Linked DNA regions of Homo sapiens: region 1 is linked to region 2. The links are chromatin loops, found by intact Hi-C in ENCODE. Cell type or tissue: Caco-2. All regions are shown on one strand. Each heading gives the region's core, and the rest is flanking DNA. Links, peaks and the distances in the headings are about the cores only. Region 1 overlaps LINC00607 (long intergenic non-protein coding RNA 607). Region 2 overlaps LINC00607 (long intergenic non-protein coding RNA 607).

Evidence for each region. A loop is a pair of places that touch in the nucleus more often than their neighbours do. Peaks named below come from ENCODE experiments on the same cell type or tissue, not always from the same donor. Only the 100,000 strongest peaks of a DNase experiment are listed, where the experiment ranks them.
Region 1: it touches region 2 in a loop (4-fold over the local background); 1 of 110 quality-filtered maps calls a loop at or near these places.

The regions. Positions count from the first base shown.
Region 1 is chr2:215,769,057-215,774,275 of GRCh38, forward strand. The region is part of intron 1 of LINC00607 (long intergenic non-protein coding RNA 607); the gene reads right to left. Among named protein-coding and RNA genes, the nearest start is that of LINC01614, 54 kb to the left of the region's middle. RefSeq lists an enhancer at 2,990-3,284. In Caco-2, for the core only: no CTCF peak of the experiment used is centred there; a DNase peak (open chromatin) is centred at 3,105.
Region 2 is chr2:215,681,977-215,687,474 of GRCh38, forward strand. All of the region lies in intron 5 of LINC00607 (long intergenic non-protein coding RNA 607), which reads right to left. It overlaps LOC102724861 (a long non-coding RNA gene), which reads left to right. Exons shown (of 8, transcript NR_187737.1): 6 at 1-150; 7 at 1,366-1,485. Among named protein-coding and RNA genes, the nearest start is that of LINC01614, 33 kb to the right of the region's middle. In Caco-2, for the core only: no CTCF peak of the experiment used is centred there; a DNase peak (open chromatin) is centred at 2,955.

The DNA of each region.
Region 1 (5,219 bases), core at 220-5,219, 87 kb after region 2:
AGTATAAGTCATTACTTAATTGTACTAACTTACTAATTATCTATGTTATACTAAACCCACAGTGTCACAAATATAGGCCACTTCAAGTAAAAATAATACAATTTAGGAACAACTGCATTGGATGTGAGGGAGGAGAAAAGAGAGCTGAAGACACACACACACACACACACACACACACACACACAGAATATGTTGATTCCTAAAATGCCTTAGTCTTAGAAATATTTCAAAGCAATTAAAACACTTATATTAGGAAATATAGCAGGAGACAAAGACAATATGAAAGAAATTAAAAATACAAGGTAATTAAAGAAGGGAGCAATTTGAGAGGAGCGGGGGTTAGGGGGGTGGGGAAATGTTGACAAGAAATTAAGATGTTAAAGGAACAAAGTTCAGAATAGCTAATACTGAAAGGTCAAAAGCATGGAATTGTGTCTGCCACCTCCTCTTATTTTCCTGGTCACTATTGTTTATTAAAAGTAACCTCTCCTTAGCCACAGAGTCCCGTGGGGCATCTTCTACCTCAAGATTCTCTTTAGTAAAAGGCTCTTCTCACTCTCTTTTCCCAATAAAAGCTCAGATTTGTCCCATAAATTTCTGTCCGAGAGAGCTTGCACAGTCTCAGCCTCCTTGTCAAGCTTTGCAGTAGCAGTGGATGATTTTTATGAACTCTCCCTAGTTTGGGGCAAGATGACTTTGAGGGTCTTGACCATTTTTAAGAACTTACAATTCTCCTGGTAGTATTATGCTTATGTTTCTCCAAGGCCCTGACAACACATTCATCTTACTTTAATAATGATCCCATCATTTGTTGCTACCTTTAGGAGATCTTTCAAGAATGCAAGACAGGCAGATTTATTCTATTAGAATATCAGTAAAGTCAATCCTTTTATATAATAAATCCTGACAATCATGTAGAAAATGGCATTGATATATGTTTACATTGTGTTTGCATATGCATTTCTAAGAAAAAAGGCCTCTAAAAAACAAATATGAAAAGTAAGACAGAATTAATTAGTGAGTGCTTCCTGACCCAAAAGTGTGCAATATAAGGTAGATCTTTGGGGTACAACACATATTCCACAATGGATACTGCCTGAGTGGGGAGCCAGTGCCACGACCTCAGGCACTGTTAAAGGGGTCCCTGCCACAGCACCCCAAGGAAGGAAGGAAGTAGCCTTAAGAGTTGCAGACATCCAAATTTCTTTCTTTTCTTTTTTTTTTTTTTTTTGAGACGGAATCTTGCTCTGCTGTGTGACCCAGGCTGGAGTGCAGTGGTGTGCAGTGGTGTGATCTCGGCTCACTGCAAATCCCACCTCCTGGGTTCAAGCAATTCTCCTGCCTCAGCCTCCTGAGTAGCTGGGATTACAGGTGTGCACCACCACACCTGGCTAATTTTTGTATTTTTAGTAGAAACGAGGTTTCACCATGTTGTTCAGGCTGGTCTCGAACTCGTAACCTCGTGGTCTGCCCACCTCGGGCTCCCAAAGTGCTGGGATTACAGGCATGGAGCCACTGCGCCACAGACATCCAAATTTCTATGCCTGTACTATGTGAATCTGTCCACTTGTCCACAACTGACTAGGCCAGAATGGCTCCTCACCAAGACCAGTCAAGCTCTAAAAAGTGAGCTGAAGACAGAAATGAGCATTCACAACAAGTCTGAGTCACGTTAATGATCAGCCCTAGAAGAATCACCCATGAGCCACTGCTGCTGGTGGACCATAGACAACTGTCCTTTGAGGTTCCTGATTACCATGTGACGTGGCTGTTCCATGGCTTCCAGTCCACCCATGAAACCTGCTTGTTTTATTTCTCCTGTGCACAAGAGGCCTCGCCACAGGGCCAAGATTTCTTATCTCCACTTGTATCCTCTAACCACCTAGCCTAATCCTCACAGAAAGAATATAGTTAGCACACGAACTCTCTCTAACCATTTCTGTTCATAGGATATTTTCATCAGAAAAGCTTCCTTGACTATTTCAACACTCAAGTATCTTTTCAGCAGCAGGTACCTCTGCCACTTCCATAAGTGTTTACCTTGGATTGCTGTGTATTGACAGTCAGCTACTTAATCTGTCTATGTCTTGTCTCCCAAATCAATGATGAGTTTTTAGAGGAGAAAGAACTCTGTGTCTGACATAAAGTTGACCAGCCATCTTTAAGAGAGTTTAGGCTGAAAATTGCAGCTCATCGGCCCTTTTTTCCATGGATGAACAATAGCCTCTTCCTCCTGAGATAAAAGTGACCCAAGCCTGGTACTGTTTCTTTTTTATTCACTTATCTTTCTCAGAAAACCTACATTCACAAACCACTTGTACAAAGTGTTCAACATATTTAGAAGTCAGAAAGCTTTCTCGGCCACTTGAGAGTGTATTGAACCAGGCCTGTTACTCATGCTTCTTATCTTACTTATCTTATTATCTGCTCTCTCTACAGATCTACATCATCATGTGGGTCTTAATAAAAATAATCAAGAGTTACTATATTTGAGAATATTGGCCCAACCAATTCTCTGCCCTGGTGCTCTGTACAACCCCAAGGGCTCTGTGAAATCTTTCAAGGTTTCCCAGGAAAGTAGAAGAAATGAAAAGAGCAGAGTGGGTGAGACTCTAAGCCACAACACTCCCCTTTAACATTTTGATCTGTTTTCCATATTGGGCACAATAAGATTTATTCTACAGCCCTAAACAAAAATGAAAACTTGCCTGTACAGTGAGACTTGAGGAATCTAACTTAGCCCCCTGACCAAAAGCAGTCTTTCTACCTTTAGATTTTTCCTCTTTTGAAGTGAGGTTTTGTGCCTAGGGTTTTAAAAAGCCAGTACACTGGTATCAGTCTTGGATGCTCCATTATATAGCATTGCCTGTTAGAACTTGCATATAACACTCTGTTAAACTTGCTGCACAAATGAGACATATCCAAAAGGAAAGTTCCAATGGTTGGCCTGGGAGAAGAACTAGATAAAGACCCTGGAAGTTCTATCTTAAGAAATTCTTACCAGCATTTCCCAGGGGGGCAGGCAGGAAACAGCCTAAGGATTAAACCAACATGGGAGGGAGGTGGGTGCAGGGAGAGGGGGATTTATACAATTGTCCCTTGCATGGGAAACAGAGGCCAATAAAAGCAAACCTCACAATGACTCTGCAGGAATCCAGGACTTCCCAGCACTCAAAATTCACAAGCTTGCTGAGTATATCTTATCTTGACTTTTACAAGGAAAACAGTTAACCATTATAAGTTAACTATTTGTTCAGATCGCTCACTCCTCCATTCCACAACCAGTACATGTCAGGTTCTTTCCAATAATAATATTCTTCCTTGAGGAACATTCAGCAGAAATAGACCAATCAAAACTGGTAACACTAGGTTTATTTAAATATATATATAAGCTGCAGAAAAGTACAGACCAGAAATGGGGCTGTATCTTCTTTTTAGAAACCGCTCTCACATTCAGCAAGATATCTGTTTACAGGCAATACTAAAACCTGATTAAGGCTTAACAAAAACTAAGTCCACATGAAAGGAAATGTGGATATATGTGGATCGATGCTTTGTTAGGTTGATTTTTTTGTAAGATTGTGTATATATATATAAGCTATGAATTGGATTTAGAGGTACGACAATTTGTCACAAACCTATAAAATATTTTTCTACCCAACGTCACCCAATTTCTTACTTCTGGCAGACCAGGCATTTGATTAGAGTCTTCACTCTCCTTGGAGGCGTGCTGTGGAAAGGACACAGCACCTCTAATCATGCTTACCTCCTGCTATAGCCACTAGCATTATCCAAGAACACACTGACCTTTTGCGGTGCTACATTCCTTGGCAATTATCCTCACTCTTCTCTTAGTTTAATATTTTTACTTTCTTTTCTATCCTCAGACCCCCACCTCCATCTCCATCTTCCACTCAGTGAAAATAATTCTACTTGCATCTTTTTCCCATAAGGATCTATGTTTTTCTTATATTTTCATTCTCCTAATGTTTAGCAGGTCAAATGCAGTTGGTTTCATTAACAAATAAAAGCCACATGTCAAAATGGTTTAACAGTGTTAAATCCTGACCTGAGTTTAGCTTTGGCTCTGTGAACTTACCCTCAATGCCAAATGTCACATTTGATGTAGAAGCAACTGCTGTGCTGTTTAGATGTTCCTGACACCATTTGAATCCATTACTTCATTGAGATATTTTGCTCAACATCTTTTCCTTCTATGGATGAATTAATTGTGCCCAACACTGACCATCCTCACTCCAGAGCCCAGGCTAGCTATGACAACCCAGTCAACAACTCAAGGCTAGTCCTCCTCCCTCCCGATTTATACTTGGAGAGTCAGGCAATCTGCACCAGCAGGATAATAAAGATTCATTAAAGGGAAAGGAGACTGGGCAGATTTTTCTCTTCACTTTCCCTAGAGGGAACCATATGAAATTGCTATTTTTATAAACTGAAAGTGGTCAGACATCAGCAATGTTGTGTGCTTCAGCCCAATACATGAAAAAATATATTCACAATTCAACAAAATAAATTACAAACTTCATATTGCCCAATAAATATGAAAATGAAAGGTGTCTTGAAAGATTCATGCACGTCTGAGAGCACAAGAATGGCAATGTTCTTTATAAGGGGCTTTATATGCTTGAGGGCTTACCCTTTCAATGTCTTCCGTATTTAAATACTGAACAAGAGTGATAGATCCTTTGCCCCACAGCTGAGGAAATAAAAGGATCACACGCAGGCAAGCAGGGCTGATGGAAAAATATGTGAGAGAAGGACACTTTTTTTATTTTGCTCCACAATCCAGAAGCCTGATTCAAGAGGGTGCTTCATTGTGGTTAGTAATTCATCCAAACATGAACCTCAGAGAGAGCACCACCCTCCCACGGGGCATGAGATGAGGTGCTGGCCCACAGACACATGACTAATGCAAGGTCATCCCAGGGTCCACAGGCTGAACAAGTTCTGAACCTCAACCCTACCAATGTCAGGCCATTGCTTCACAGGAGCTGCATTTCCTCTTTAAAAGGCAAGACCAAGAATATAAAACCAAAGACCTCCATGGCCCCAACCAACCCATCTTAGGAACACAGAGGCTCCTTTCAACAGATCCAACTTCCTTTAGAAATTCTGGCATTTGGTGGGTAATGTTATGTCTCTTCTTCAAAGGTTATCTTCTGCTTTTTACCCTCTCTGAGTTTTAAATGAAAGAGCCCTCC
Region 2 (5,498 bases), core at 232-5,231:
GAGGACCCACACCACAGCTTGGGAACCATTCATCTACCAGAGGGTCACATGACTTCAAATGACTCTTCTAGGGGCCACCTGCCATGATAGGGTACCAGCTCTTCCTCTGAATTCCCAATCCATTTCTTGAGAACTACTGTTTCTAATAAGGTACTGTTTCTAATACCTTTCCAACAATGGTTTATTCATTTATCCATACATTTAAAATACAGATTTTTTTTAGCATCTGCCATGTTTAAGATCCTCCTCTAGCACTAGGAATACATTATTGAATAGAACAAAGTCCCTGATTTCATGGTGTTTACATTTCAAGGGAGAACTATTCCTTCTTAGAACAGAACACCGTACAAAGTTGTAACATAGTAAGTGAAAGTGCTCTGGCCAAGGCTGAGACCACAGTCTACCACGAGCTCCTTGCATTGTGAAGAATGAATATTTCTTAAGCACTTAACTGTGTGCCAGGCATTGTGTAAAGTCCTAATATACATTTGCTTCCTCATCGGGTGGGAAGTTGAGCAGGAGGCTTTCTAAAGTGTCTATTAAAACCCAAGTTATTTGGTTGGCCACTTTAGTCTGTGGTGGATTATCTGCACATTTTTGCCTAGAGATCACTTAATCTGTGGCATAGAAAAACTATATTCAATTGGCCGTGTGTAGTGGCTTAACGCCTGTAATCCCAGCACATTGGGAGGCCGAGGCAGGTGGATCACGAGGTCAGGAGTTTGAGACTAGCCTGGCCAACATGGTGAAACCCCGCCTCTACTAAAAATACAAAAATTAGTGGAGTGCGGTGGTAGGTGCCTATAATCCCAGCTACTTGGGAGGCTGAGGCAGGAGAATCACTGGAACCCGGGAGACGGAGGTTGCAGTGAGTGGAGATCGTGCCACTGCACTCTAGCCTGGGCAACAGAGTAAGACTCCGTCTCAAAAAGAAAAGAAAAGAAAAGAAAAGAAAAGAAAAGAAAAGAAAAGAAAAGAAAAAAAAGAAAAGAAAAGAAAAGAAAAGAAACGAACAACTCTATATTCAATAGATCTCTTGAAATAACTTGAATTTGGTGGGGGATGAGGAGGGGTTTCTAATAAGACATGTAATGTAGTAGAAAGATCTAGGCCTACGTTCAAATCTCATTTTTTCCACTAACTGGAACTTCTTTAGTAAGTTGGGGTTAATTCATTTCTCCCAGTATTATTGTAAGGATTACATTGATTTTTATTTTACAAATTTTTATGAGGTCCCTGTGGTGTACTAGGCACTGACCTTGCTACTGACGATATAACAACAATCATCAAGACATATAAAAGTCACTGCTCCATGAGGTGATCTAACACCTCGCCCTTTTGCTTCCTTTGTCTTCCTTTTTTTAGAGGGGAAGAAGGTCATGTGGGAATCAGTTAAATCACGTGTGGATAGAAGACAAGTTCCAGCTTTGTGGGAAATCCTGTAGCCTTCGCCAGGTACACCCTGACAATCTCAGAACTGATCAGGTAAAGCCAGCTCTGAGTTAGACCCTTCTGTGGCCTGTCAGGGAGAGCAGAGAGGGATATGCAGAATCCAGGCAAACCTGTTGTCTGGACTGGCAGAAATGGGAAGAAGCATTTCCAGAACACAGCTGAACAACCAAACCATCATCTATGTTCAAAGGGCTTCTTCTTAAATGCATTTCAAATCGATTTGCAAATTTTAAACAATGTGTCTTTAGTTTAAAAGCTCTAAATATTAAAAAATCAGTAAATTCTCCTTTAGCACTGCCCCACCCTCTGCCATTCTTCTCTTTCTCAGCACAATGGCATTACTGTTCTAACCACTCAATATTCAATATCTTATGTACTTTTAAGGAAATCTTAGGCACAAGAAAAAAGTTTATTTGTGAGGTGAGTTAACTCTTGTTTAAAAAAAAAATGGGTTGGCTCATATATAAACCTTACAAAAGGTTAATGCATAAAACACAAATATAGTTCAATTTCCTTTTTATGTGATTAGAGAAACTTACCTACAGAGTTGCCTATGACACCTACAAAAGAGGTGATGATAAGAATGATGCAGTTCACACTGTTCAATGGTTCCTTAAATTAATGAACACCAGATATGTTAGTGTGATTTCTTCTTCCTCTTTCAAGTTCTTTATTTACCACTCCATGCCCTCCAGGTTAGCTGAGTTTAGTGCTCTGGGATAATGACTAGTTGAATTCGCTGCAATTTTTTAAATATGCCTAGCATAGGGGCCAAAGGAAAACTTCTCTTCCACTCTCTGAAGGTTCACTGAAAATCAACTGGCAAAAGGCAGATCAGTAGGAGAAATGGCATACAAATTACTAGCATCCACGAGGGAGAATCACAGAGTGATTGCCTCATACCCCGTGGGGTAGAGGTGTTTATATACCCTACATCTTAGGGGAAAAGGAAATGGAGATGTATAGGTGACTTTATAGGGACAGAAAACAATTTTTAGGGGAATTCACTGGGCTTGAAGAACATACAATGGCCAGAGACAAAGTCTGTTGGGCCTGCAGAGTGGACAATGGTTTGTGACAAAAGTCTGTCCAGGTGTGTTGACAGATTTCAGTCTTCCTTCCTGCGATAGGAGATGAGTTAATGGAAACTCAGGGAAAACTTAGGGTAATTGTCTTCTTCTTTGATGGGTCCAGACTTTTCGGCAGATAAGGAAACATCAGAGAACAAATTTATCCTGTGCTTTGGGAGATAGGAAGGGGAGAAGGTCAGGGAGACCTTGAGGCTCCTTCAGTTCAGCATGTCAAAGTGCCATATCTTAGAGTATCAGTTTCTGAGCCCCAACACTAGAAACATGAACAAGTTAACAATTCAGTTAAAAGGGAGAGAGAGATGAACTGAGTGAAGTGCATTGTAATCCTTCCTGAGGTTAAGCTAGTGATAGTCGGCCTCTCAGGCGATTATGTTCACCCTCCTAGTGTCAGGGAGACATCTTTACTGCTTTTCCTAAGAGAACTTAAGAGATACTGGGGCAGGGCAGGGAATTGGAAGCAGATAGCAATGTGGACAATCTGACTTTGTTGGCAAATGACTAACCTGAATACAATGAAGTTAAACATCTGCAGATAGTTTCTGGTTGTTGGCTTTTATCAGTTTTTATATCCATGTGGAGTGGTGGGGCTGTGATTAAGAAAGCTGGTGGACTGTGAATTACATTTTTCACCTTTTAGTTTAAGGATTGAATATGACACATTTGGGTGGAAGAGCACACCAGTTGGATTTTACTTTTTTTTTTAATGTGACTGAGAGAAAGTGAATCAGCTGTATTTTGTATTTATTCAGGTTTCATAGTGCTGATTCAGGGACAAGTGTCTTTGTTTTATATCAAATTCTGGGTCTTTTTCAGCAGAAATGAATCAAAGAGAATCAGAGAAATGTGAGTTGACTTTTTTAAAGGAAACAGGAGGATCTGGTGTCAGAGCTTTTAGTCCAGAGTTTCACATTGATGATAGCTGTAGCTGCTTTCTAGAATTCTCAGGAATTAATTACAACCAGATTTGTTTTTGTGGCATTCACATCCCATCTATTTGTCAATTGCTCATCCACTCATCCAACTTCTCCATCTCCATGGAAATCATTTCTTTTTTCCAAGGAAAATCACACAGGAAAACAATAGACTCAACTTGGAAACATCAAAACAGTCAAAGCAGTCTTTCTGAGAACAAGGCCTATATCCCTCAGCTTGATCTGTTTCCCTGAAAACACCCTGAATGATGTTTTTCTTATGTTGAGCTCTTCAAGATCCATATTCTTAGACACTGGGCCAAAAATAATGGGCTTGCCTTTCCCTGTGAGGGACCTTGCCCTATGACCTAAGCTGCCCACACAACCACTGAGCAATAATCCTGTTGGCCTCTTAGAGGGAAATGATGAAAACAAGAAATTGTCCCTCCAACTTGAGGGTTTTTTTCTCCATAAGTCTTAAAATTAATGAGAGCAGTAAGAAAGCATCGTGGCTTCAGTATAAATATAAAAACTATTAATTGTAACAATAGAGAAGAAGTCATAATTCATAATCATTTCCATCTTTCATGTTGAATATTTCAGGGTTTGGAAAAAAATATTTGCATTGATTTTTTTCCCCGAAGCCTAAATTATTCACAAGTATTATGTATCACTGAATTAACAGTAGTCAGAATTGTGTGTTCAACATAAATACCGAAGTATATAACTTTGAATATTTCCACAAATACAATGGATAAAAAGGTAATTTTGTTCACATGAGTCAATGAATTTCGGAAGTAGAGGTGGCAACTCAAACAAACTCTACGCTCCAAACCCACCCCTTTGTGCTTCTTCAAGAATCAAGAATTAAGGCTACAATTCTTAATACCTACATGTTGTTTGGCCAGTTACTTAACTTTTGTTTCTTAGTTTTCTCATCTGTAAAATGGAGCTACTTGTTTCTACTGCATGGAAATATTATGAGAACTACAAGTATTAGAACAATGCCTGCAGTATAGCAAGAACTCAACGTTAGCTATCATGTTTATTTAAACTTCCTAATTCACTTTGTAACTTCTGTGCCTAAGGTGAAGATCCAGGAATACTTAAAGAAATCTCTGAAACAGTTTCTTCTTCGTTTTTTTTTTTTTTTTTGAGATGGAGTTTCACTCTTGTTGCAGTGGCACCATCTCAGCTCACTGCAACCTCCGCCTCCCAGTTTCAAGCGATTCTCCTGCCTCAGCCTCCCGAGTGGCTGGGATTACAGGCATGCACCACCACGCCCAGAAAATTTTGCATTTTTAGTAGAGACAGGGTTTCAAACCATGTTGGTCAGGCTGGTCTCGAACTTCCAACCTTAGGTGATCTGCCCGCCTCGGCCTCCCAAAGTGCTGGGATTACAGGCGTGAGCCACCGCACCCGGCCAACAGTTTTGTAACCTCAGCACCACTGGCATTTTGGGCTGAATAACTTTTTGTTATGGGGGTGCTTTTCTGTGCATTGCAGATGTTTAGCAGCCTCTACTCAGCAGGTGCCAGGAGCATCTCCCCATTTCAGTCATGACAACCCAGTATGGCCTCAAGACATAGCCAAATGTCCTCTGGGAGAATGAGGGAAGGGACAGAGTCAAAACTGCCCTTGACAAGGACTCTAGAATATTCAAAAATTTAAAGCATATGTCTAAAGCAGATTTTCTCTATCAATGGCACTGTCCAAACATAGACCAGAGATTCAAACAGCAACTATTTCTTTTTTAAAAAATCTAATTTCTGATAGGATAATTTAGTTACAATTTGAGGGGAAAAGGTGAAACAAGAAAACATAAAGGAAAAGAAGGGAGAGAGAAAGGAAGAAAAAACAGGAGGGAAGGAAGAAAAAGAGAAAGAAGAAAGGAAGGAAGAAAAAAGAAAGAAAGACACTTAATTGTACAAGAAGAATTATCTATCACTTAACTAGAGACCAGGTCCTCTCTTCCTCTATGCTACAGCAATTTCCAGTTTTTTTTAGCTAACACACAGTAACTGAAATCTAGAAGCTTTATCTA